Linked DNA regions of Homo sapiens: all the other regions are linked to region 1. The links are chromatin loops, found by intact Hi-C in ENCODE. Cell type or tissue: PC-3. All regions are shown on one strand. Region 1 overlaps CAB39 (calcium binding protein 39). Region 2 overlaps FBXO36 (F-box protein 36). Region 3 has its middle 59 kb from the start of LINC01907. Region 4 has its middle 84 kb from the start of LINC01907. Region 5 overlaps CAB39 (calcium binding protein 39).

Region 1 (5,000 bases):
GAATTTTGGACATATTTAGAGCATTTTTTTTTTTTTAAACAGAGTCCCACTCCGTCGCCCAGGGTGGAGTGCAGTGGAGTGATCTCGGCTCACTGCAACCTCTGCCTCCCAGGTTCAAGGGATTCTTATGCCTCAGCCTCCTGAGTAGCTGAGACTATAGGCGCATGTCACCACAACTAATTTTTTGTATTTTCAGTAGAGACGGGGTTTCATCATGTTGGCCAGGCTGGTCTCAAACTCCTGACCTCAGGTGATCCACCCACCTCAGCCTCCCAAAGTGGTGGGATTACAGGCGTGAGCCACCATGCCTGGCCTAGAGCAGTTCTAATTTCCTTTAAAGACTCAGCACCTGTTCCAGGGCTATGGATGAGCCACATGTTTGGAAATTTTTGTGTGCAGAGCACGTTTTCTGGGAGGGCGCTCTTGCCACATTCTCAAAGGAAAGCATGAACCATAGATCTATTCTTCTTTTCCATTATAAGAATATGCTCTGCAAACAGGAGACTAGCAGCAAGACAGGAGAGGAGCAGCAACGTGTCCCTCCTTGTCAGCGCCTCTGGTGTGCAGCTGTAAGGCTGTTCCTGCTGGTCTTCCTTTCTTCCCTGACTGGAGTTTCTTTCAGGGAGGAGTAGGAAGGTGACTTCCACCTGTCTGCTAGTTTAGCTACCCTGAAATTATGATGGGAGGTCTGTCCTCTCTTTCACATGTTGTCTTGGCTGTAGACTCTGCTTAATTTTGTTTCTTGGAGAACCCTCTTTTGGGGGGCCTCTCCTCTCAGCTCCTTCCTTTCCATGCAATAAGGAGCACCTGAGATGCACAGTCCAGGCCAGCTCCCCAGTGCTCTCTCTTCCAGAGCTCACCCTTAGGACACTACCTTGTTTTATGAAGCTTCCTCTTTATCAAGTAGGGGTGACCTGCCTGGCTGCCCAGTCTCCCTCTCTGGCCACCATGACCTGATAGGGCTGCTTTACCCATAGCGATCCATCACTGCCATTTTCTCCTTGGTGAGAATTATCAAAAGAAGTAACCCTAACTGAAATGAAATTATCAGCCAGGCCAGACGAGACTCACTGCAAATCCCATTTCCAGCACATAGTCAGTACATCTCTCTCACCTCTGAGCCACCTTTGCCATCTGTGCCAGAAGCATGTCAACCACATCCTGACGGGGTCAGGGGTCTTGCTGCATTCTCCCACACCACTGCTGCTCAATCCTCTTCCTTCACCCTCATGTGGCCAGAGTACTGCCACCCTCAGGCTCCTGGCTGTCCTTCCACACAGGGGAATCTCTCTTTGACACATGGTGCTGCTACACCGCCCTTCATGGCAGGTCTGCTACTTCTGAATGGGACATACCCTTCCACCGATGCATTATAAGCATGAGTCCTAGCCCACCAACTGTGGTGACACCTAAGACATCATATTGATCACTCTATGTTATAATCTCAAATTCATTTTGTTTTGCTTTGTACACCTACATACAAATATCTGGGTCCTCACCTGAGGCTTTCAACTCCCTCTTTAAGAGTTTTGGGAAATAAATTCCTGGGGAGCTCTCATACTATGACCTGATTCTCATTCAATAAATCCCTGGGGGCCTTATGACCTGATTCTCATTCAAGGTAAAACCCTAATGATCAGGTCCCCAGGTTTCATCCTATCTTTAGGGCATTCATTCACTCTGAGGTGGGACATATTTCACCCAGAGACCAAAGTGTGTGCTCATTATTTCAGGGGCTTTTCATAATCATGAAAATGAACCCTCAGAAGAAAGGTGGCCACTTCTCACTGTGATAGTGTTCATGGTTTCTGAGCATGGTCGTCTGCATATCAGTATGCTAAATACTGGTGTGTATATATGTATTTTCTTTGGGCTGTGTGTGTGTGTGCGTGTATACATTTTTTTTTTTTTTGAGATGGAGTTTCGCTTTTGTTGCCCAGGCTGGAGTGCAATGGTGTGATTCTCGGGTTACCACAACCTCCGTCTCCTGGGTTCAAGCGATTCTCCTGCCTCAGCCTCCCGAGTAGCTGTGATTACAGGCATGCGCCACTACGCCCGGCTGATTTTATATTTTTAGTAGAGACGGGGTTTCTCCATGTTGGTGAGGCTGGTCTCGAACTCCCGACCTCAGGTCATCCGCCCGCCTCAGCCTCTTAAAGTGCTGGGATTACAGGCACGAGCCACTGCGCCTGGCAAGTATTGGTTTATATTAAAACAGTTCTAAATATTTATTCATAAGGTTAGGCAATTTATATAAGGGAATGTAACCTACAAACGCTTGCTCTCATTGTAAAAGACTCCTGCTTTATTCATAGATTGTAAACAGCATAGAACCTTGTAACTCAAAACAAGAATCTGCACGTTGTACAGTGCTGTCACATCATGTATGTATTTAATTTATACAAATATACACCAAGGGAGGAAAGGTAGATGGGGGAGCGGGGAAGATACATTATGATTTGAATAGTGTGGGTGATTCTGTCCACGCTCTACATTTAATCGACATGATCCAGTGTGAGCAGAGATGGGAGAGGTGAATCCACTGTTTCCTCGGGCCTGTCCACAATGTGAGTATCTCTGTCCTGAATGTGGTCCTAATATTTCATGAAGTGTATATTCCAAATTAACATAAACCTGAACAGAAGCCAACTACTTCATCTGGTGCTTAACCAAAGAAACTGCTACACAATGTTTCAAACACAGGAGAAAACCTGGTTGTTACATATGCTGTACAGTATACCATACTTAATTATAATTTAACAGCAAAGTAGAATTTTGACCACACAGGACTTTTGTCTTTTAGATAGACTTTAGAATCTAACTTTTCCACCCTTTTAAAGCTGTGACTTTACTGCATATACCTCTATCACACAAACATATACAAAATGTATCTTTCTCTTCCCACTAGAGGGCAGCCACGTGTAGATTTAGGAGGGCAATGAAGGTTTAGAAAAACAGCACACCTCTGACTTTCAAGGATATTTAGAATTCTACAGTTTTTGTTACCTTGAATGTGGCAAATGCATCTGAAGCTATGTCAAATGTTGACATTTCGACATATCTGAAGAAATCATAAAACTGTTCCGACCACAAAATGATTTTTGCAAGTGGTTCATGTCTGATGCATTCTCTTAACATTATTCCACAATTTAGAGCTATTTCTGGAGATTCATACCTGCAAAAACAAAAAACCAAACAAACAAACCAAACATGATTGCTTTTTCAAAACTCCAACACTGAACAGTTCAAACTTTCAGGCCAAAGACAGTTTTCAGACATGTATCCTAACTAAATGACCATCGCAGATTACAGAAGGTATTTCAGTCGGAGCAGAGCATGTGCTCAGGTAAACTGACTCCAGAGTGCAAACACACACTGGTTGGTGATGACCGCCTTAAACCAAAGAAAAATAGCCATACGAGTGACTGTGTGACTAAAGGTTCATTATTTAAGCTGAAAGATTTCAAGAGAAGTATTTCGGGTCATACCACTCCATACAGGGGTTAGCTTTTACAGATGGTGCTCTTGACACTCAGAAAAACCAAAAGCTAAATCAAAAAACAGAAAACAAAATATTTCCCCAAATTCAGAATATCTAAATAGGTCTACAAACATATAGAATTTATACCTTGTTGTTTCAATTCAATACTCAAGATAGTACTTGGAGACTCTCAGCCACATGTAAACACTACCAAGCTGATAAGCCTCCTCCTGAGGACTTCACAAAGTGTCCCCATCAGAGAGCCCAGGGGCCACAGAGCAGGCAGACCCCCCTCATCAGCTCTCTGCACACAGCCTTCCCTATGCTCATCTCCATGTCTCTGGCTTCTTCCTTCCCCGCCATTAGAGAGACACCTCTCAGCCAAGCAAGAGGCATTTCCCCTTCAGATGTGCACAAGCCCTCTGACTGGACTCTTCCGCCCCCTCAAACACATCGCTCTCTTCTACTTCCTCTCAAGCTGCATGCACTGGCTTTCTTTCCACCTCACATTCTCCTCTAGTCATATTCCATTTCCCAACACACTAGTGAAATAACGGGCCAGCAAAGATTCCCTCTTGGCTAAATAGAGTCTTCTACTCAAGTGTCCTGACAGTGCTGTAAAAAACCAAAATAAAACCTTTCATGTTCTCCTTTCTATCTCTCTGACTGTTCCCATTTCTTGCCTGGCTGAGGTCTTCACCTGTTGCCTACAGCCTGCTAATGAAAGCCCATACAATCTCATGGCTCCCACCATGACTACTAACCCCACCTCCATGTCTACTCCTGAATTAGTTAGGCATTTTCTGTTGCCTCTGGACAACTTCCGTTAAAGGGCTACCATAAACTCAACGTGTCTCAAATCAAATCTCATCCCCCTCCATAAAATCACCCCCACCCCCCTGCTTCCTCATTTCTATAATTTGGCATCATTATTTTGTTTCAGTTACCCAGTTCTAAACCAGGTCTAACAGAAATTTCCATGTTCTGTATCTGTGCTGTTCATTATGGTGAGATTGGCCACATATAGCTACTGAGCACCTGAAATTTGTCTAGTGTGACTGTGGGGTTGAATCATAAATATTATTTAATTTCAATTAATTACATGTGGTTAGTAGCTACTATATTGGACAGCCCAGTTCTAAACCTTTCCTTCTTTACTCCAAATCTTCCCAACTTCAATGTCAGGCTTCAAAAGCCTTCAAAGGCTTTTAAAAATATTTTTCTGATTATCTTAGTTTCATTTCCTTTTATTCATTCCCACTGCTACATTAATTCATACCTGGACAATTGGAAATGATTCCTAGCCAGCACCTTTGTTCAAGCTCTGTCATAATAAATCTACCCAACACACAAGTGTATCAACAGCATTTCCAGCTTGGGAGCTTAAAATGATTTCTTCTAGCTAATCAAATAAAGACAAACTTCTGGACTTAACTATCCAGTCTTCCTCTTATTAGATCTCCTGTTCTAGCACAATGTCACCTCCCAACCTGCCACACAACTTTCAAATTCTCTCCTT
Region 2 (5,000 bases), 790 kb after region 1:
CTACCAACACCAGGCAACACAACACTCCCTCGTGCAAGGGAAAATGTGTTATTCTCCACCTTCACCCCCACCCCACTGCGGCCAAGTCCCATCAGTCACTGTCAACATCTGGATGAAGTTTGTTGCCTCTAGTTAATTCCAATTCATCTCTATTTATCTATGTATGTATTTATTTATTTTTATTTTTATTTTTGAGATGGAGTTTTGCTCTTGTTGCCCAGGCTGGAGTGCAATGGCGCAATCTCGGCTTACTGCAATCTCTGCCTCCTGGGTTCAAGTGATTCTCCTGCCTCAGCCTCCCAAGTAGCTGGGATTACAGGCATGCGCCACCACACTGAGCTAATTTTGTATTTTTAGTAGAGACAGGGTTTCTCCATGTTGGTCAGGCTGGTCTTGAGCTCCCGACCTCAGGTGATCTGCCCACCTTGGCCTCCCAAAGTGCTGGGATTACAGGCGTGAGCCACTGTGCCCAGCCTTATCTATTTTTTTATCTATCTATTTATTTTTTTTAGACAGAGTCTCACTCTGTTGCCCAGGCTGGAGTGCAGGGGTGCGATCTCGGCTCACTGCAACCTCCGCCTACTGGGTTCAAGTGATTCTGCTGCTTCAGCCTTCCAAGTAGCTAGTACTACAGGTGCACACCACCATGCCTGGCTAATTTTTGTATTTTTTTTTATAGAGACAGGTTTTCGCCACGTTGATCAGGCTGGTCTCGAAGTCCTGACCTTGTAATCTGCCTGCCTCAGCCTCCCAGAGTGCTGGGATTACAGGCGTGAGCCACCGTGCCCGGCCGGAAGTTGTATTTATAACTTTCTCCCTCTACCATCACCCCATCTTCTGTCTGTCTTTAGCCAGCACTTCAGCTCATCAAGATGCTACCCCTGGTGATGTGATCCAAACCTTCTCCAATTCCTGCAAGGTGTGAGCACTTCTTGGTCTTGAAAGTAGAAGATGTTCTATTCTTCTATTAACTTTTGCCACTGCACACCATAAAAAAAGAATGAAACCATGTCCTTGCAGCAGTGTGGATGCTGCTGAAGGCTGTTATCCTAAGCAAAGTAACACAGAAATGGGAAACCAAATAGCGCACATTCTTACTTGTAAGTGGGAGCTAAATCTTGGGTTCACACAAACATAGGCATGATTGCTGTCCCCTCATAATGGAGCACCAGGGCAGCCTCCCTGGCCCATACCCAGCTTCCCCCTGCCCATCCTACCTCCTATCCCAAACAGCACCAGCCCTGGCCAGCCCTGTTGTGCTGTGCCCCCCTGTGTCCTGACTTCCTCCTGGGGAGGAAGAAATGTGTAAGTGTGACCTCTACCTCCTGACACCACTACGTTCACTTCTGAACAGAAAGCAGTCACCACTCCTTCCTTCCATACTTCATGATCTTCTAAAAGTACTCCAATAAGGGAAGAGAATGAATTACAAATAGAAATGAATAGTACAATAAGGCATAATTGCTTAAGATCCTTTCTGCGCAAACATCAACACAACAGCTATTATAGTCACATAATGGTTATTGCTAAACAGCAACACTGAATCATATGATATCTACAGACCTTAAAGCATTTTGATGTTAGAAGGGTCACTCATTATCTTATCTCTCCTTCAACAGTCCTTCAAGGTTTAGTTCCTCTACTCAGATTACAACCTATTCTAAATATAAACAAAGGAAAACTTTAAAAATGTCTTAATATGAAAAACAGATCATTTGACCTTCCTTTAAAAGATCTGAACTCCAGCACCAATGTGGATTACTATCCCATTACTAGCACAGTACATTTCAGGATATCAATGTGTCTTGTAATAGAGATTATGGGTGGAAACTACAAGATTTGGGGGGAAAGGAAATAATTCTCAAAAGAGCTAAAATTTCCACTAGTATAACTTCATTTATGACTCATCAAATTTTATACTGAAAATATTTACAGTTTTGTTTTATATTATAAGTTCGTGTACAAAATACCCCCATCTATGACTCCCAAACCCTGACGATCTTTTGCTTAGTAGTTGCCAGGTTGCAAAACGAAAGGTTCTATAGTTTTGGCTACTCAGATCCAAAGCCCAGCTAACCATGGATTTAGCGCCCCCCGGTGGTGGTGCATGAATTTTGCATACATAAATTGTCAAGTTGAAGAGAATCTTAGGGCTTATCTATTTAAAACCTCTCCCTTTGCAAATAGGAAAACCAGGGCTGAGAGAAGAGAAGGGAGAAGGATGCTGTTCCAGGTTCATGCTGGGGAGTGGCTGAGCGAAGAACAGAACAGAACCCAGCTCTCCAGCCTCCTGCTTATTTAAACACACCACACTGCCTGCGCAGTGATGCTAGGAGATCTCCTCCCGCAAGCTTCCAGCCTTCTAGAGTCCCCTGAGACATTTGATCTGTACAACCTTAATATCGATTGGTCAAATTCTTGGGCCAGGATGAGCACAGTGGCTCATGCCTGTAATCCCAGCACTCTGCGAGGCCGAGGTGGGTAGATCACTTGAGGTCAGGAGTTTGAGACCAGCCAGACCGACATGGTGAAACCCTGTCTCTACTAAAAATACAAAAATTAGCCAGGGGTGGTGGCAGGCTCCTGTAATCCCAGAACTTTGGGAGGCCGAAGGGTGGATTATTTGACATCAGGAATTCGAGAACAGCCTGGCCAACATGGTGAAACTCTGTCTCTACTAAAATACAAAAATTAGCCAGGTATGGTGGCATGCGCCTGTAGTCCCAGCTACTTGGGAGGCTGAGGGAGAATCGCTTGAACCTGGGAGGTAGATTGCAGTAAGCCAAGATTGCTTCACTGCACTCCAGCCTGGGCAACAGAGCGAGACTCTGTAACAAAAAAAAAAAGAAAATTGTTGGACCAAACCCTTAGAATCAGGTTGCTGTAAACACAAGAAAACACATTAAGAGCACAAGTGCTGGTTCCACCTCAGATCTACCAAGCCAGATGCTCAGGGGATGGGCCTGGCATCTGTGTTTCCACCTGTGCCCCAGGGGCTTCACCTGCTTGGCCAGACATGGGAATTATGATCATAGAGGGTTTGTAGACATGAGGAAAAAATCTCTCTCTCCACAGCCAACAAAGGACAGAGGAGTGGTTTTCTTCCTAAGTGGTTCTCCCGGTGATTCCTGAGTCACAATCAGGATGAATGTGTTTATATGCCTGTCATGACCATCTCTTTCCCGGCCTGGGCCTCAGCCTTCTCATCTAGCTGCACTGGTGGTTTCTCCAGACTTATCTACTGCATTTTGGAGGAAATGGATAGCATCAAGGCCTGGTGCTATCAGGGGCAAGCCACTAGGCACCCCAGGCAGGTGCCCAAATGGCAGCACACCTTGGTGAACTTGTCTCAGTCCGAGACTGGCCCCACCCTGACAGGTGTGGAGCTCTACTTTCCAGTATGCTGGTTGCTCATCCACAGCTCCAGGCTGCAGGCTCCAGGCCTTGGTCAACATAGAATCAGAGCAAAGGCAGAAAGCTGGATGATCCTGATTGCTGGTGGCATTAAGTATAACTGGATACTTCCATCCTCAACTGTGGAATAGCACCATGGACTCCCTGGGCTGGGGTGCCTTTCACAGAGTCCCTACACAGTCTGGCTCTTGGGAATGTGTCTTTATGCTTCTAAGGCAGAAGCGATACTACGGCGTCAGGTCTGGCCGTGGGAGCCTTTCTGTCTCGTAGAGGTGACCCTGCACACCGCACTCTTAACAGGCTCCATGAAAACAACACCTTGACCATGTGCCTGCAGATCTGCCTGCTACTCCCCAGCCCCTCCCACTTCATTCCCAGCCATATTCTTCCTTTGCTCTGCTCAAGAATGTAAGCTCCTTAAAGGCAGGGACACGTGCATCTTTTCACCTTCAAGTCCCCAGAACCTACCACTGTGTCCGGCCCACAGCAGGGGCTCAGTAATTACATACTGACTGCACAGAGCCCTGAAGTGTATCCATATATCACTCGGTCCAGCAGTCGGGTGCCTGAGGGAAACTCCCTGGCCATATGACCTCGGGCACATCAGTTAGACTTGCTGAGTTTTAGCTTCCTTATGAATAGGATGGCAGGGCGCAGTGGCTCACGCCTGTAATCCCAGCACTTTGGGAGGCCAAGGCAGGCAGATCACCTGATGTAAGAAGTTAGAGACCAGCCTGACCAACATGGCGAAACCCCGCCTCTACTAAAAATACGAAAATTAGCTGGGCATGGTGGCATGCGCCTATAGTCTCAGCTACTTGGGAGGCTGAGGCAGGAGAATTGCTTGAACCCAGGAGGCAGAGGTTACAGTGAGCCAAGATTGTGCCAGCCTAGGCAACAGAGCAAGAGTCTGCCTCAAAAAAAAAAAAAAAAAACTAAAATAAAATAAAATAGAATGAGGATAATAATAGTATCTACATCTAAAGATTTCTATGAGAACTAAATAAAAAATGTAATTAGAAAACTTAGTGGAATGCTAGACATACAGTAGGTGCTCAATAAATGTTCTTATGGGCTGGGCGTGGTGGCTCACATCTGTAATCTCAGTACTTTGGGAGGCCGAGGTAGGCAGATCACTTGAGGTCAGGAGTTTAAGATCAGCCTGGCCAAAATGGTGAAACCCCATCTCTACTAAAAATACAAAAATTAGCCAGGTATGGAGGAGGACACCTGTAATCCCAGCTACTCAGGAGGCTGAGGCAGGAGAATCACTGGAATCTGGGAGGCGGAGGCTGCAATGAACGAAGATTGTGCCACTGCACTCCGACCTGAGTAACAGAGTGAGACTCCATCTCAAATAAATGAATGAATGAATAAATGAATGAATGAATGAATGTTATAGTCTGTGACCCAAGGTACATACTTATTTCCTTTTTTCCATATGCATGGAGGCGCATATTATAGTCCCAGTATACTACCTATATCATGCATATTTCAATATATTTCTTTGAGTATTTTAAATAGTTACACTTAGCAATTTTTTCTACAGATAAACATGCAATGCAAATTGTATATAAAGTATGGAG
Region 3 (5,000 bases), 160 kb after region 1:
CAGTGCTCACTAGACCTGGTTAAAATCTGGGGATGGCCCACAGTTTTTCCAGGACCTTTTAGTTATAAGAACAGACTCCTTTTAATAATTAAAAAAAGTCTTATCTCTTCTAATATTCAATATTTTATCCTACTAACGCCCTCTACCCTGCTTCAGCTGGGGCCTGTCTTAGTCCAGGAACTGTGGGGAGTGGTCTGATCGCTTTTCTGACTCTCAACCTCTGGTCTCCTTCGCCACCTGTTCTTTTGGTCTCTGCAGGACTAGAGTGGGCAGGGGAAGAGAGGTGAGGGGCAGGAAGGGCTTTGGTTGACCTGCTCTGTTGTAATTTTAAGTGGGAACTCCAGGGAACTGGATGACACCTCCTGCTGCCCAATTGATCACCAATGCAGGGTCCCTGCTTTCTGGTTCATTCCCCTGCTTTACTTGCAGCAAGTTCTCCTGGGCAGAGTCTCTCTCAAGGAGACCTGGCCCAGCTCCTTTCAGCGAGCCCATCTCTGGCCTCTGGGAGATGCACATCCATCCTTGTCCCACCAGGCTCTGGAAGTGCAGGCCCTTTCCACCACCGTCATGTCTCTTCCTGTATTTGCCAAGCAGGGTGAGTTCCAGCCATGGCCTCCAGGCTATAGATTCTTTGGGTGTGGCTTCAGTCCCGAGTCCTTCGTGTCTATCTCTCCAAGGGATTCCTTATTTTTTAATTTTTAAATTTATTTTTATTTTTTGAGATGGAGTCTCGCTCTGTAGCCCAGGCTGGAGTGCAATGGCGTGATCTTGGCTCACTGCAACCTCTACCTCCCGGGTTCAAGTGATTCTCCTGCCTCAGCCTTCCAAGTAGCTGGGATTACAGGCGTGTGCCACCATGCACAGCTGATTTTGTATTTTTAGTAGAGATGGGGTTGCATCATGTTGGTTAGGCTGGTCTCGAACTCCTGACCTCAGGTGATCCACTCGCCTCAGCCTCCTAAAGTGCTGGGATTACAGGCACGAGCCCCTGCAGCCAGCCTCCAGTGGATTCTTTTAAAGCCCCTCACTTGGCTTGAGATGGTACAATCTGCCCTGTGTTGCCAGCTTGTCAGCTGGGAAGCTTTGGGCTGCAAGAATGCCAGATCTCAGTTAAACTGGTTTAACTATAAAGCCTTTGACTGTAAGACATTCAATGTTTCAGGGCAGACTGATCTTGCGGTTTTAAGACATCTCCCATGACCCAGGACCTTTGAGTCTCTCTGCTCTGTTGCCCACCCTGTTGGCTGCATCTGAAGATGGCTGTTGCCAGATGTAATCCAAGCCTTATGCTTTCTGGTTCATGTCTAGTGGCTCACATCCTTCTCGAGGAGCCCTCTGTCCCACTATTCTAAGAGAGAGTGCTGAGAGCCACTCCGATCGGCCCAGTTAAAGATGTGTCCACCTCCAAACCAACGACTTATGGAGGATAAAATAAAAAATGCTGATTGGCTAAGCCATCTCAATGGTTTCCTGTATGCAGAAGGGGTAAACGTACAAACGAAAATTTGGGTATTGTTAGGAAGAGGGGAATGGATGCTGAGTAGACAACTGCATTAGTTTCCTGGGGCTGCCGTAACAAAGTACAGTCATGCATCGCCTAACAACGGATACGTTCTGAGAAATGCATCATGAGATTTCATCATTGTGTGAACATCATAGGTTGTATTTACACTAATCTAGATGGTGTAGCCTACTGCTGGTACCTAGCACACCTAGGCTACATGGTGTAGCCTACTGCTCCCACGCTATGAACCTGGACAGCATGTTACTGTATTGAATACTGCAGGCAATTGTAGCACAATGGTATTTTGTATATCTGTTTTCTTTTGTTTCTTTCTTTTTTTTTTTTTTAGACGGAGTCTCGCTCTGTTGCCCATGCTGTAGGGCAGTGGCGCTACCTCGGCTCACTGCAACCTCCGCCTCCCAGGTTCAAGAGATTCTCCTGCCTCAGTCTCCCGAGTAGCTGGGACTATAGGCATGCACCACCACGCCCAGCTAATTTTTGTGTTTTTAGTAGAGATAGGGTGTCACTGTGTTGGCCAGGATGGTCGTGATCTCTTGACCTCATGATCTGCCCACCTTGGCCTCCCAAAGTGCTGGGATTACAGGGGTGAGCCACCACGCCCGGCCCAATTTTTATTTTTATAGCCTATTTTTACTGTAATTTTCTATGTTTAGATATACAAAATACCACCGGGTGTGGTGGCTCACACCTGTAATCCCAGCACTTTGGGAGGCTGAGGTGGGCGGATCACGAGGGCAGGAGATCCAGACCATCCTGGCTAACATGGTGAAACCCCGTCTCTACTAAAAATACAAAAAATTAGCCGGGCTTGGCAGCAGGCGACTGTAGTCCCAGCTACTTGGGAAGCTGAGGCAGGAGAATCACTTGAACCCGGGAGGCAGAGGTTGCAGTGAGCCAAGATCACATCACTGTACTCCAGCCTGGGGACAGAGTGAGACTCCATCTCAAAATAAATACATAAATAAATAAATAAATAATAAAAATAAAATTTCGTACACCTCTATAGGGCACGTGCCATGAGTGGAGCTTCCAGGACTGGAAGTTGCTCTGGGTGAGTCGGTGAGTGACTGATAAATGAATGTGAAGGCCTAGGACATTACTGTGCACTGCTGTAGACCTTATAAACACTGTACATTCGGCTACAGTAAACTTATAAAAAATAAAGTAATTGCACAACAATGTACAATGGTTATGATATCATTAGACAATAAAAATTTTTTCAGCTTCATTATAATCTTATGGGACAAGCATTGTGTATATGATTCATTGTTAACCTAAACATTGTTACTCGGCACCAGACTGTACCCAAAACTGGGTGGCTTAAAATAATAGAGATTTATTGTTTCACAGTCCTGGAAGCTAGAAATCTGAGCTAAAGACGTCAGCAGGTGGTGCTCCCTGGGGGAGAACGCTTCCTTGTTTCTCACAGCTTCTGGTGTTGCTAGCAACCCTTGGGGGTTTTTTTTGTTTGTTTTTTTTTTGAGATCGAGTCTCCCTCTGTCACCCAGGCTAGAGTGCAATGGCGCGCTCTCAGCTCACTGCAACCTCTGCCTCCTGGGTTCAAGGGATTCTCCTGCCTCAGCCTCCTGAGTAGCTGGGACTACAGGCATGTGCCACCATGCCCAGCTAATTTTTGTATTTTTAGTAGAGACGGGATTTCACTATGTTGGCCAGGCTGGTCTTGAACTCCTGACTTCAAGTGATCCATCCGCCTTGGCCTCCGAAAGTGCTGGGATTACAGGTGTGAGCCACCACTCCCGGCCGGCAACCCTTGGCATTTCTTGTCTTGCAGCTGTACTGCTCCAGTCTCATGCCATCTTCTCCCCGTGTGTCTTCACATTATTTTCGCTCTGCATATGTCTGTGCTCACAGAGTTTTCCCTTATAGGACATCAGCCATATTGGATTAGAGGCCCGCCCTACTCAAGTATGACCTTGCCTTAACTAATCTGCAGTGACCCTATTTCCAAAACGGTTATGTTCTGAGGTAGTGGAAGTTAGGGCTTCAATATATCTTTTTTTGGGGACACAATTGAACTCATGACAACAACAAACATCTACTTAAAACTATTCTCACAGCCAGGCACTGTGGCTCATGCCTTTAATCCCAGCACTTTGGGAGGCTAAGGCAGGAGGATGGTTTGAGGCCTGGAGTTCAAGATCAGCCTGGGCAACAACATAGTAAGGTCTTGACTCGCCAAAAAAAAAAAAGCTTATGCCTGTAATCCCAGCACTTTGGGAGGCTGAGGCGGGTGGATTGCGAGGTCTGGAGTTCGAGATCAGCCTGGCCAACAAGGTGAAACCTGTCTCTACTACTACTAAAAATACAAAAAATTAGCCAGGCATGGTGGTGCGTGCCTGTAATCCCAGGTACTTGTGGGGCTGAGGCAGGGGAATCGCTTTAACTCAGGAGGCGGAGGTTGCAATGAGTGAAGATTGCACCATTGCACTCCAGCCTGGGCGACAGAACAAGACCCCGTCTCAAAAAAAAAAAAAAAAAAAAAAATTAGCCAGGTGTGGTGGTGTATGCCTGTAGTCCCAGCTATTTGGGGAGGCTGAGGAGGGAGGACTGCCTGAACCTAGAAGTTCAAGGTTACAGTGGGCCATGATTACACTATTGCACACTAGCTTGGGCAACAGAGTGAGACGCTGTCTCAAAAAAACAAAAAAGCAATTCTGGATTTAATGTGATGAATAAATTACATGATTAAATTAAACAATATTGTGACTGGGCGTGGTGGCTCCTGCCTATAATCCCAGCACTTTGGGAGGCTGAGGCGGGTGGATCACCTGAGATCGGGAGTTTGAGACCAGCCTGACCAACATGGAGAAACCCCATCTCTACTAAAAATACAAAATTAGCTGGGTGTGGTGGTGCATGCCTGTAATCCCATCTACTCAGTGGGCTGAGGCAGGAGAATTGCTTGAACCCGTGAAGCAGAGGTTGCGGTGAGCTGAGATTGCACCATTGCACTCCAGCCTGGGCAACAAGAGCGAAACTCCATCTCAAAAAACAAACAAACAAACAAACAAACAAAAAAACCCCAAAAACCCAAAACCAAAAACCACAAAACAATATTGTGCAAAATAAGCTATGTGAATCGTTTCTTTTTTTTTTGGAGACAGGGTCTTGCTCTGTCACCCAGGCTGGAGTGCAGTGGCATAATCATGGCTCGCTGCAGCCTTGAACTTCTAAGCTCCAGCAATCCTGCATCCTCCCGCCTCACCCTCTCAAGTAGTTGGGACTACAGGCATGTACCACCACACCTGGCTAACTTTTAAATTTGTTTTGTAGAGAAAAGGCCTCACTATGTTGCCCAGGCTGATCTCAAATTCCCGGGCTCAAGTGATCCTCCCACCTGGGCCTCCCAAAATGCTGAGATAATGAGTGTGAGCCACCATGCCTGACCAATCTTGTCTATTTCTTATCAGCAGTTTTACTTAAAAGAAATATTGACCATTTCTGAAGTTATTAA
Region 4 (5,000 bases), 180 kb after region 1:
CAGTTGGAAATGCAGACATCAACCGTCTTCTGCATTGATCTCGCTAGGGGCTGCAGACTGGAGCTGTTGCTATTTGGCCATCTTGGAAGTGACCTTCTCTTCTCTTCTCTTCTCTTCTCTTCTCTTCTCTTCTCTTCTCTTCTCTTCTCTTCTCTTCTCTTCTCTTCTCCCCTCCCCTCCCCTCCCGTCCTCTCCCCTCCTCTCCTCTCCCCTCCCCTCCCCTCCCTTTCCTTTCTCTTTTTTTCTTTCTCTCTCTTCCTTTCCTTTCCCTTTCTTTCTTCCTTTGTTTCCCCTTCATTTCCTTCCTTCCTTCCTTACCTCCCTCCGTCCCTCCTTCCTTCCCTCCCTCCCTCCCTTCTCTTTCTCTCTCTTTCTTTCCTTTCTCTCTCTCTCTCTTCCTTCTCCTTTCCTTTCCTTTCCCTTCCCTTCTCTTCCTTCTCTTTTCTTCTCTTTCTCTTTCTTCTGGGCTTCACTCTTTTGACCAGACTGGAGTGCAGTGGCATGATCACAGCTCACTGAAACCTGCCTCCCAGCCTCAAGCAATCCTCCCACCTCAGCCTCCTGAGTAGCTGGGCCACAGTTGTGAACTGCCATGCCAAGCTAATTTTTGTATTTTTTGTAGAGACAGGGTTTTGCCATGTTGTCCAGGATGGTGTTGAGCTCCTGGACTCAAGAAATCTGCCTGCCTCGGCCTCCTAAAGTGCTGGGATTACAGGTGTGAGCCACTGCAGCCAGCCAAAAAATCTCTTCTTATAAGAAGAAAGAGTGTAAATGGGTTGAGAATGACAATTGCAAAAGGAGTCACTGGGTGTCATATTGAAATGACTTCACAGTTTGGGCTGCAAGTGTTTTGATGGTGTCTCTGGTCAATATGTCTGTCTTAGCCATGACCTGGAAAGTTCTCTAACTTAAGAGTTTAAGACAACAAGTCCAGGCGCAGTGGCTCATGTCTGTAATCCCAGCACTTTGGGAAGCTGAAGTGGGCAGATCACTTGAGGCCAGGAGTTCAAGACCATCCTGGCCAACATGGTGAAACCTTGTCTCTACTAAAAATACAAAAATTAGCTGGGCATGGTGGCAGGCACCTGTAGCTCCAGCTACTTGGGACGCTGAGGTGGGAGGATTGCTTGAACCCGGGAGGCGGAGGTTGCGGTGAGCTGAGATCACGCACTCCAGCCTGGGTGACAGAGTGAGACTCTGTCTCAAAAAAAAAAAAAAAAAAGACAACAGAAAATTAATAGATATAGGAAGCCCCAAGATGAACTTCTGATTTCTGATTCTTCTTGAGTCAAAACTCACCTGAGCAGGGCTTTGGAATAGTTACTTCTCTGGTCCCACCTGGATTTCTCTTTCATTCTGTTCCAGTTCAGCCCATTTGGTTCCAGGTGTCCTACAGAGATGCTGCCCTGCCCTGTGTAGCTGGGAACTCCCTAACTCAATGTTCAATGGCAGGAACATTTCAGTCTCTGTGCCTGCAGCTGTTCCAAGTTAAATAAAACCCTTTTTCAGCTGTGATGGAGAGTACTTTGCTCTAGTGCTTTCTGCAAAAATACTTGTTGCCAGTTATTTATAAGTTTGGAAATGAAATGATTTTTTTTTCTTTTTTCTTTTTTTTCCAGACGGAGTCTCGCTCTGTCACCCAGGCTTGAGTGCAGTGGCGCCATCTCAGCTCACTGCAACCTCCACCACCCGGGCTCAAGAGATTCTCCTGCCTCAGCGTCCTTAGTAGCTGGGATTATGGGCATGTGCCATCACGCCCGGCTAATTTTTGTGTTTTTAGTGGAGACAAAGTTTCACCATATTGGCCAGGCTGGTCTTGAACTCCTGACCTCAGATGATCCGCCCGCCTCGGTCTCCCAAAGTGCTGGGATTACAGGCGTGAGCCACCCCGCCCGGCTAAGGGAATTCCTTTCTTATGATGTGTGTTTATTACACACAAATATAAAGGGCATTAAACTTCCTGTGTAACTCCCTTAAGCTTCTTCCCTAAGGCTTGGAGATTTTCTCTTTTAGCATTTTACTCTTGTGAGCTGTTAAAGTCCCCTGGCAACTTTATGAACTGATTAAACACTCTCTTCAACTTTTCATTTCTTCTCCAAACAACAGTGAAAATGGAAATAATGGCAAAAATAGTTACCATTTATAGAGTACTTACCACAGGCCAAGAATTCTGTTCTTTTCACATACTTTTAAAAATTTATCTTTCAGAAAAATGCTATAGTTATTTATATTCTCATATAAGGAAACAAGCATGCAGAAAGTAATGTACCCTAGGCCAGGTGTGGTGACTCACACCTCTAATCCCAGCACTCTGGGAGGCCGAGGTGGGCGACTCACCTGAGGTCAGGAGTTTGAGACCAGCGTGACCAACATGGAGAAACCCCATCTCTACTAAAAATACAAAAATTAGCTGGGCGTGGTGGTGTGCACCTGTAATCCCAGCTACTTGGGAGGCTGAGGCAGGAGAATTGCTTGAACCCAGGAGGTGGATGTTGCAGTGAGCTGAGGTAGCACGATGACACTCTAGCCTGGGCAACTGAATGAGACTCCATTTCAAAAAAACAAAACAAAACAAAACAAAAACCACACACACTCACAAAAATGAAAGTAATGTGCCCTAGGCCACTCAAAGTAAATGACAGTTTTAGAAATCCAACCAATGGCTGCCTGACTCCAAGGTGCCTTGATTCTAACCTCAGTAAATTTTCAGATCTGTCTCTTCCAGGGCTCACTGCAGCCAGAATACTTTCTGAGCTGGAGCGATAGTGACCAGAGCCAAATTCACCTTCATTGTAATGAAATTAAGTCAAGGGCTAGTGTTGCCCAGTGGATGGAGGATTTCCGCCTTCAGATAGCAAGCGCTCTAATGACCTCTGTTTCACTGATCAGTGCCCATCGAGGTTGCCTCTTTAAAAATTATTTACAGGGGCCGGGCGTGGTGGCTCATGCCTGTAATCCCAGCACTTTGGGAGGCCGAGGCAGGTGGATCATGGGGTCAGGTGATTGATACCATCCTGGCTAACATGGTGAAACCATGTCTCTACTAAAAATACAAAAAAAATTAGCTGGGCATGGTGGCCGGCACCTGTAGTCCCAGCTACTCGGGAGGCTGAGGCAGGAGAATGGCATGAACCCGGGAGGCGGAGCTGGCAGTGAGCTGAGACTGCGCCACTGCACTCTAGCCTGGGTGACAGAGCGAGACTCCATCTCAAAAAAAAAAAAAAAATTATTTACAGGGGCCAGGTGCGGTGGCTCATGCCTGTAATCCTAGCACTTTGGGAGGCCGAGGCAGGCAGATCACCTGAGGTCAGGAGTTCGAGATCAGCCTGGCCAATGTAGTGAAACCCCCTTTCTACTAAAAATACGAAAAAAAATTAGCCAGTCATGGTGACTGGTGCCTGTAATCCCAGCGACTCTGGAGGCTGAGGCAGGAGAATTGCTTGAACCCAGAAGGGGGAGGTTGCAGTGAGCCGAGATCTCGCCACTGCACTCCCACCTTGGTGACAGAGTGAAACTCCATCTCAAGAAGAAAAAAAAAAATTATTTACAGGGAGGTCCAAGAGATATCCAGCATCATGGAAAGAATTTATTGCTCTGCATTAGATAGTCTCAGATGACTAATGCCAGTGAAATGGATGCATCTCATGATGATGAATTTTTTTTTTTTTTTTTTTTGAGATGGAGTCTCGCTCTGTCGCCCAGGCTGGGGTGCAGTGGCGCAAGCTCTGCTCACTGTAAGCTCTGCCTCCCAGGTTCACACCATTCTCCTGCCTCAGCCTCCCGAGTAGCTGAGTAGCTGGGACTACAGGCGTCCGCCACCATGCCCGGCTAATTTTTTGTATTTTTTAATAGAGACGGGGTTTCACAGTGTTAGCCAGGATGGTCTCAATCTCATGACCTCGTGATCCACCCACCTCAGCCTTCCAAAGTGCTGGGACTACAGGCGTGAGCCACTGCGCCCGGCCAATGATGATGATTTTTTTTAGGTGGAGCTTATTTCTTGACTTTGTAACCAAAATGTCAGAATCTTAGACTTTTCTTAAAAGATGTTTTTATTCCTCTGGTGGGTACAAGGAGCCATCTTTCCTGGTTACACTCTGCTTGTAATGAAAAGCCCTTTTCTCAAAACTTGACTAGACTCCAGATGTACCTTCTTCTTTGGGAACTTGAAAGAAATGCAAATTCTTTGGCCTCGAACCAGATGTACTGAATCTGAGACTTAGGGGGCGGGGCCCCACAATCTGTGTTTTGAGAAGCCCTCCAGGTGAGTGAGCTGTGCGCTCAAGTTTGAGAAGCACAGGGTGTAGTCACTCACACAGCTCCTCTTGCCCACTCACCCTCCCAGGCAACGTCAGCCACCCCCGAGGCTTCAGTGGCTTCCAGATCTGATCTGCAGCCCAGGCTGCCTTTCTTTTTTTTTTTTTTTTTTTGAGACGGAGTCTCACTCTGTCGCCCAGGCTGGAGTGCAATGGCACGATCTCGGCTCACTGCAACCTCCGCCTCCTGGGTTCAAGCAATTCTCCTGCCTCAGCCTCCAGAGTCGCTGGGATTACAGGCCTGTGCCACCACACCCGGCTAATTTTGTATTTTTAATAGAAACTGGGTTTCTTCATGTTGGTCAGGCTGGTCTCAAACTCCTGACCTCAGGTGATCTGCCCGCCTCGTCCTCCCAAAGTGCTGGGATTACAGGCGTGAGCCACCGCGCCCGACCCGGGCTGGCTTTCTGAGCTGTAGACTTATTATAAACACCTGTCCAATGACACTGCTACTTGGATATGTCACAAGGACCTCAAATTCAGCATCTTAGTAAGTATTTATGTTTCAACTTAAGTGGTGTTTTCTCATTGGACTAGGTTTGTCTGACTTGCCATCTCTGCTATTACCCTGTATTAAAATTCCTTATGTAAACTATGCGTTCCACCACACCAGGAGCTCCGTGAAGGCAGGGATGGGATCGGTTTAGGTATGGCTCACTTAGGATCACAGCTAATATTAACTGT
Region 5 (5,000 bases), 61 kb after region 1:
CTACCTTTCCATATATTTCATAAATGTGATCTTAAATTATGTTAAGTTTTAATAGTCACACCACACAGCTAAAACACTTTCTACTGAGCAATTTAATTGACCCAAGTCTTTTGTACATGTTGCATAGGAAGCCCCATCTTCAACCATTGTATACTACTGCAGGGGTCCCCAGCCCCCGGGCTGTGGAGTGGTACGGGTCCAGTGACCTGCTAGTAACAGAGGAGGTGAGCAGTGGGTGAGAGAGCATTACTGCCTGAGCTCTGCCTACTGTCAGATCAGCAGCAGCACTGGATCTCACAGGAGCGTGAACCCTATTGCGAACTGTGCATTCGAGGGATCTAGGTTGTCCACTCCTTATGAGAACCTAATGCTTGATGGTCTGAGGTGGCACAGTTTCATCCTGAAACCATCCCCTGCCCTGCATGTCCCACCAGCCCTAGTCCGTGGAAAAACTGTCTTCCACGAAACTGGTCCCTCATGCCAAAAAGGTTGGGGTCTGCTGTATTACTGCATTTTGGGACGTGCCAGCAGGACTGAACAATTATTCCTATTCAATTCCTTCTGATTTAGACTCAGTATGTAGTATGGCATTTAAATTTTTTTACTTGGATCTTAATGCTGTTATCCAGTATACATCAGCTTCCCCTACCAGATTCCTGTCAACTACAAATCTGATTAGCAAGTCACACAGGTTTTCCTTTACTTCCTATTAAAAGTATGAATAGGTCAGGGAAGAGAGTACTGGAGCTTTCCAATAAAGCCTCTCTTCAATCTGTATTTTGTGTACAGTCATTAAATAACCACGAGGCCACCAGGCCACCTAACTGCATTATAGTATCACTGGTGGCGTACAGACTACTTTGACCTCATGACCCATGATGCACACATATTCATAAAAAGAAAACAAGAGTCACCAAATAGCACTTATACTTACTATGTAAAATTATACTGACATTCTTTATTCTATTTTGTTCTATCCTAGCCCTACTCCTTCCCTTCCTTGTAAATACTAGTCATAACCCACTAAGGGGATTTTATAAACCACTGATAAGATCGAACTTGCAGTTAGTAGAAGATTTAAAATCAATCTGAATAGCTCTTTTATACTAATGATAGCAACCATATTCACAATGCTGAACTTCTCCAATTACGGCAAAGCACAAAGACTTTATCATGATTTAAGACTTCAAATTAGAGGCTGGAGGTGGTGGCTCATACCTGTAATCCCAGCACTTTGGGAGGCCGAGGTGGGCGGATCACCCGAGGTCGGGAGTTCAAGACCAGCCTGACCAACATGCAGAAACCCCGTCTCTACTAAAAATACAAAATTAGCTGGGCGTGGTGGCGCATGCCTGTAATCCTAGCCACTTGGGAGGCTGAAGCAGGAGAATCGCTTGAACCCGGGAGGCGGAGGTTGTGGTGAGCAGAGATCGCGCCATTCCACTCCAGCCTGGGCAACAGGGCGAAACTCTGTCTCAAAAAAAAGACTTCAAATTATAGTTTCATATTACAAAGCATTATTTATTTAGAAACATCTGTAATACATGACTGATTTCTCTGAATATGTTAAAGGTCTTTTATCAATACAGATCTGCCATCTTTAGTTTTACCTACAATGATTTATTCACAGATACCCTAACAAATTAAGAGTTAAATTATCATATCTTTAGAACTAGTTTCAGAAAACGGGAACTTCAGCTATTTCTAGACAAATTAGCACTGTATTTTAAAATACAAAAGGTTAATCAATGTCCACATTTTAAAAATATCTATTTTCCTTCTGGTTAAATTTACTCTCACTTGCTACAAGGCTGTGTAAACATAGTCCATATGATCATGGGCAAACATCACAGCCTCACCCACATTTCGGTAAATAAGAAAAGCAAACAGTGAATCCTGCTCTTTTATAGAGATAATTCCTTTAAAAGAATACCTAAACAAATGAGAAAACTTGAAAGTTCAAGTATGGGGAAAAGGCCTTCCATAAAATTATTTTTGTGTCAAAGAATTAAGGTAGATTGGAAATGCTATGGTTCTAAAGTCATACCTGAGAGTGGTGAAATGATTTTTAGTTTTTCCTTTTAGTCATTCCAATGAATAACTATTCTGAAAAAAAGTTTTATTTGCAAAATTTATAACCTTAAACTTATTTCTACAGCATCAGATGTAAACCTGGAAAATCACTCTCCTTCAAGGTCTAAGCATTGCTATTTCTGTTCTGGCCAAATGCCCACAAAAGCACAAACATGCCACAAAACCAGCCTGAGCTAAACCACCATAGTAGGAGATTGGAAGGTTTCTTTTTAAACTGCTCAAAGGCTGTCGTATGGTGGTATTTAGTGTAAACAGACTTTTTCCAGCAGCAGTATTTAGAGTCACAGAATGCACAAGTACACAGCCCTGTAGATGATCACATAGAACATTCTACCCAAGGATAATTTCTGCTGAGAATTTTCCTAACCAATCAACATATTCTTTCCACTCCACTCCTCCACATCAACACACTAACTGGCATATGAAGCCTTGATCCTGATGAAATAATGAGGCTAAACAACACTGAACTTCAGAGGAAGTAACCAAACCTCATTTGCCAACTGACTGGTATGATCAAATATAAAAGCTCTTGCTTGTGTTTTTGGAGGAAAAAAGTTCCCAATCATACAGCCTAAACTCAGCTCATAAACCAAAAGATGAGAACTAAATGGCATGAATGATAAGTGGTACATATTCGCTAGGTGTTTCAGGACTTAGAATACAGCTGGGGAGAAAGGCACAAATACAGAAGACTTAAATCCATGGAAGACTAATAGGTACAGACAGGGCACTGTGTGCTGAAGGTCCCAGACTTCAGCGGAGACGTTTCTTGAACTGCGTTGTGTAGAATGAAAAATTTGGATAAGGGTCAGAAAATGTTTCACTGGAAGACTTTATGCAACAGTCTGAAGCATGATAAGGCGAGAAAAATGACTTTGTAATTTCGTCAAGCTCTGATGGGTAATAAAGTATCGGGTGAAAAAGCAGGCAGAAGGTGAAAAACCCAAGTGCTGTTTACAGAATAACCACATACCTTCTTTTATTGCTCAAAGAACATTCCACACTTTATGGAGTGGTGCTTTCCAGGTAAGTGTTGACATCATAATATAGTCAAACTGGAAAACTTGCTTTTTAATCTCAAAGCAGTATCTAAAATGCACAACAAAAGCATCTTATATCCAAGGGAACATAAAAATTTAAGTTTTAGTGAGAGGCCTAAAACCATTCAGGAAGAGGTACAATGGATACATTTACTTACATTAAAAACTTATTTTCCTCTACAAAAATTTTGAACATGGCATTTTATTTTTCCTTTACTATTTTGGCAGAAGAATATTACTAACACAAGTTAATGTGAGGACTAAACAAAATATTCGTGACAGCGCTCTGTAATCTCTAACAAACAGAGATGATCATTTTCGTGCAGGCCTCAAAAATCTATCCTTTGGATTTTTCTATCTCCCCAAATGCTGGGGTTATTGTTAACCATACGGCCAATCTCTCAGACTCATAGTGGCTTGAAAAGGAAGTTACATTGTTTAAAATTAGATTTTCTGCAGGTGTCCTGAGAGGGTAGCGGGGAGACAGGGTGAGCTTGTTCCATAACAGTGGGAGAACAGCAATCCAGGCACTGAAGTTTTGTCAAACTAAAATGACAGTAGCCATGATTCTGATAGTGGCTTTTAAGCCCATTCTAAGATCTGCAGCAGGTGAGGGTCTATCTTCTCTTCAGCCCAAACACCTCACTCTTATCAGTTTTACATATTGGGTTTCAGTGTCATCAATTTAAAAAATTTTTTCTAAAAATTACTTTAAAACTGTGTCTATTAAAAATGTCTGCATGTTGGGTGCAGAACTAGTTTCTGAGGAAAACACTAACCTGGACTCCAAGTCAACTTATGTAACTAGATTTGAAATCAAGTCCTGGTTAAGTTTTGAAAGGCAGATATTAGTGTTGGTTGCCATTCGAGCCAACTGTTAAAGCCAGAGCAGCTACCAGACACTCTAACCTTGGACCTCTCTGGTACTCAATTTTAATTAAAAGGTTGGCAGCATGAATCATTATAAAGGGCCACTTCCACAGCTCCAGAGCATCAGAAAAATGATTTAATTAAACTGCACTCTGGCCTAATACTATGTCTTTTACGTCTTGTACTAAGATACCTTAAACTTGAACTCAGGTACTTCATTTTTACAGACACTGTTGAGATCAGAGAAGGGTCAAGTTTTTGAGATTTTTTGACTCCCCTCCTTCCCCTCCTCCTGACCACGATTTGAGAAGTATATTAAGGACCCAGAGCTCGCATTAATAAAGGATCCACAGGGTCTCGATTACAGAAAATTATGCTTCTCCTAAGTGGTTGGCTTTCTTTTTATCTCATAAACTGTCTTGGATTTGCTCTTTCTTTCTTTGTTCTGGCTACTCAAAACTCAAAGCCAAATGTGTAGCTAGTGTAAAAGACATGCATTTGATACTAACCTTGTCCTGAGAATAATTTCATCTCTCCACTTTTTCCATTGCTTTTTATCTAACTCTCTGGGGTGACGTGGAAGATGAGACAGAAGGGGAGAAGAAAAAAAGAGAGAAGGAAACATATCCCTAATTTTCTCCATTTCCCTAAAATGACAGGCAAAGGACATGAAAAAATCTAATTTTAGCACGAGGGTGTAGCTTTTATCCTTACCACCATGCTAAATTTGTTAAATACTGTAAGATCTAGCATGTCAATATTCTCACTGCTGTAGAAATAGGTAACAATGTTACAGGGACATCCTGTCTGGGAAGAGATTACTACATTAAGTCAAACAGAGAAAATGTGGTAAAGCCATCAACATGTACAATGTGCAGCAAAAGAGGAGACTTCCACCATTTTTCTTGAGAGTCAAATACTTTCTATCCATGAGTAACAGCATACCAGCCCATGTGAACATGAGAGATGGTCGGCATAACTCTTCCATCTCTCAAA

What was found. A loop is a pair of places that touch in the nucleus more often than their neighbours do. Peaks named below come from ENCODE experiments on the same cell type or tissue, not always from the same donor. Only the 100,000 strongest peaks of a DNase experiment are listed, where the experiment ranks them.
Region 2: it touches region 1 in a loop (14-fold over the local background); 15 of 110 quality-filtered maps call a loop at or near these places.
Region 3: a loop joins it to region 1, with 7 times the contacts of the local background. A loop is called at or near these places in 10 of 110 quality-filtered maps.
Region 4: it touches region 1 in a loop (12-fold over the local background); 25 of 110 quality-filtered maps call a loop at or near these places.
Region 5: it touches region 1 in a loop (7-fold over the local background); 9 of 110 quality-filtered maps call a loop at or near these places.

What each region holds. Positions count from the first base shown.
Region 1 is chr2:230,796,904-230,801,903 of GRCh38, reverse strand. It overlaps CAB39 (calcium binding protein 39), which reads right to left. Exons shown (of 9, transcript NM_016289.4): 5 at 3,007-3,175. Among named protein-coding and RNA genes, the nearest start is that of ITM2C, 66 kb to the left of the region's middle. In PC-3, a CTCF peak has its summit at 2,911 (motif pointing right); a DNase peak (open chromatin) is centred at 2,993; H3K27ac peaks cover 2,034 bases.
Region 2 is chr2:230,005,455-230,010,454 of GRCh38, reverse strand. All of the region lies in intron 3 of FBXO36 (F-box protein 36), which reads right to left. Among named protein-coding and RNA genes, the nearest start is that of SLC16A14, 61 kb to the left of the region's middle. RefSeq lists a silencer at 3,477-3,666. In PC-3, a CTCF peak has its summit at 2,091 (motif pointing left); a DNase peak (open chromatin) is centred at 2,084; H3K4me3 peaks cover 277 bases.
Region 3 is chr2:230,638,539-230,643,538 of GRCh38, reverse strand. No RefSeq gene overlaps it. Among named protein-coding and RNA genes, the nearest start is that of LINC01907, 59 kb to the left of the region's middle. In PC-3, no CTCF peak of the experiment used is centred here; a DNase peak (open chromatin) is centred at 2,728; H3K27ac peaks cover 1,433 bases.
Region 4 is chr2:230,614,351-230,619,350 of GRCh38, reverse strand. No RefSeq gene overlaps it. Among named protein-coding and RNA genes, the nearest start is that of LINC01907, 84 kb to the left of the region's middle. RefSeq lists an enhancer at 4,046-4,165. In PC-3, no CTCF peak of the experiment used is centred here; a DNase peak (open chromatin) is centred at 1,970; H3K27ac peaks cover 1,761 bases.
Region 5 is chr2:230,735,990-230,740,989 of GRCh38, reverse strand. The region is part of intron 1 of CAB39 (calcium binding protein 39); the gene reads right to left. Among named protein-coding and RNA genes, the nearest start is that of CAB39, 26 kb to the right of the region's middle. In PC-3, no CTCF peak of the experiment used is centred here; DNase peaks (open chromatin) are centred at 839, 1,849 and 3,029; H3K4me3 peaks cover 2,659 bases; H3K27ac peaks cover 4,921 bases.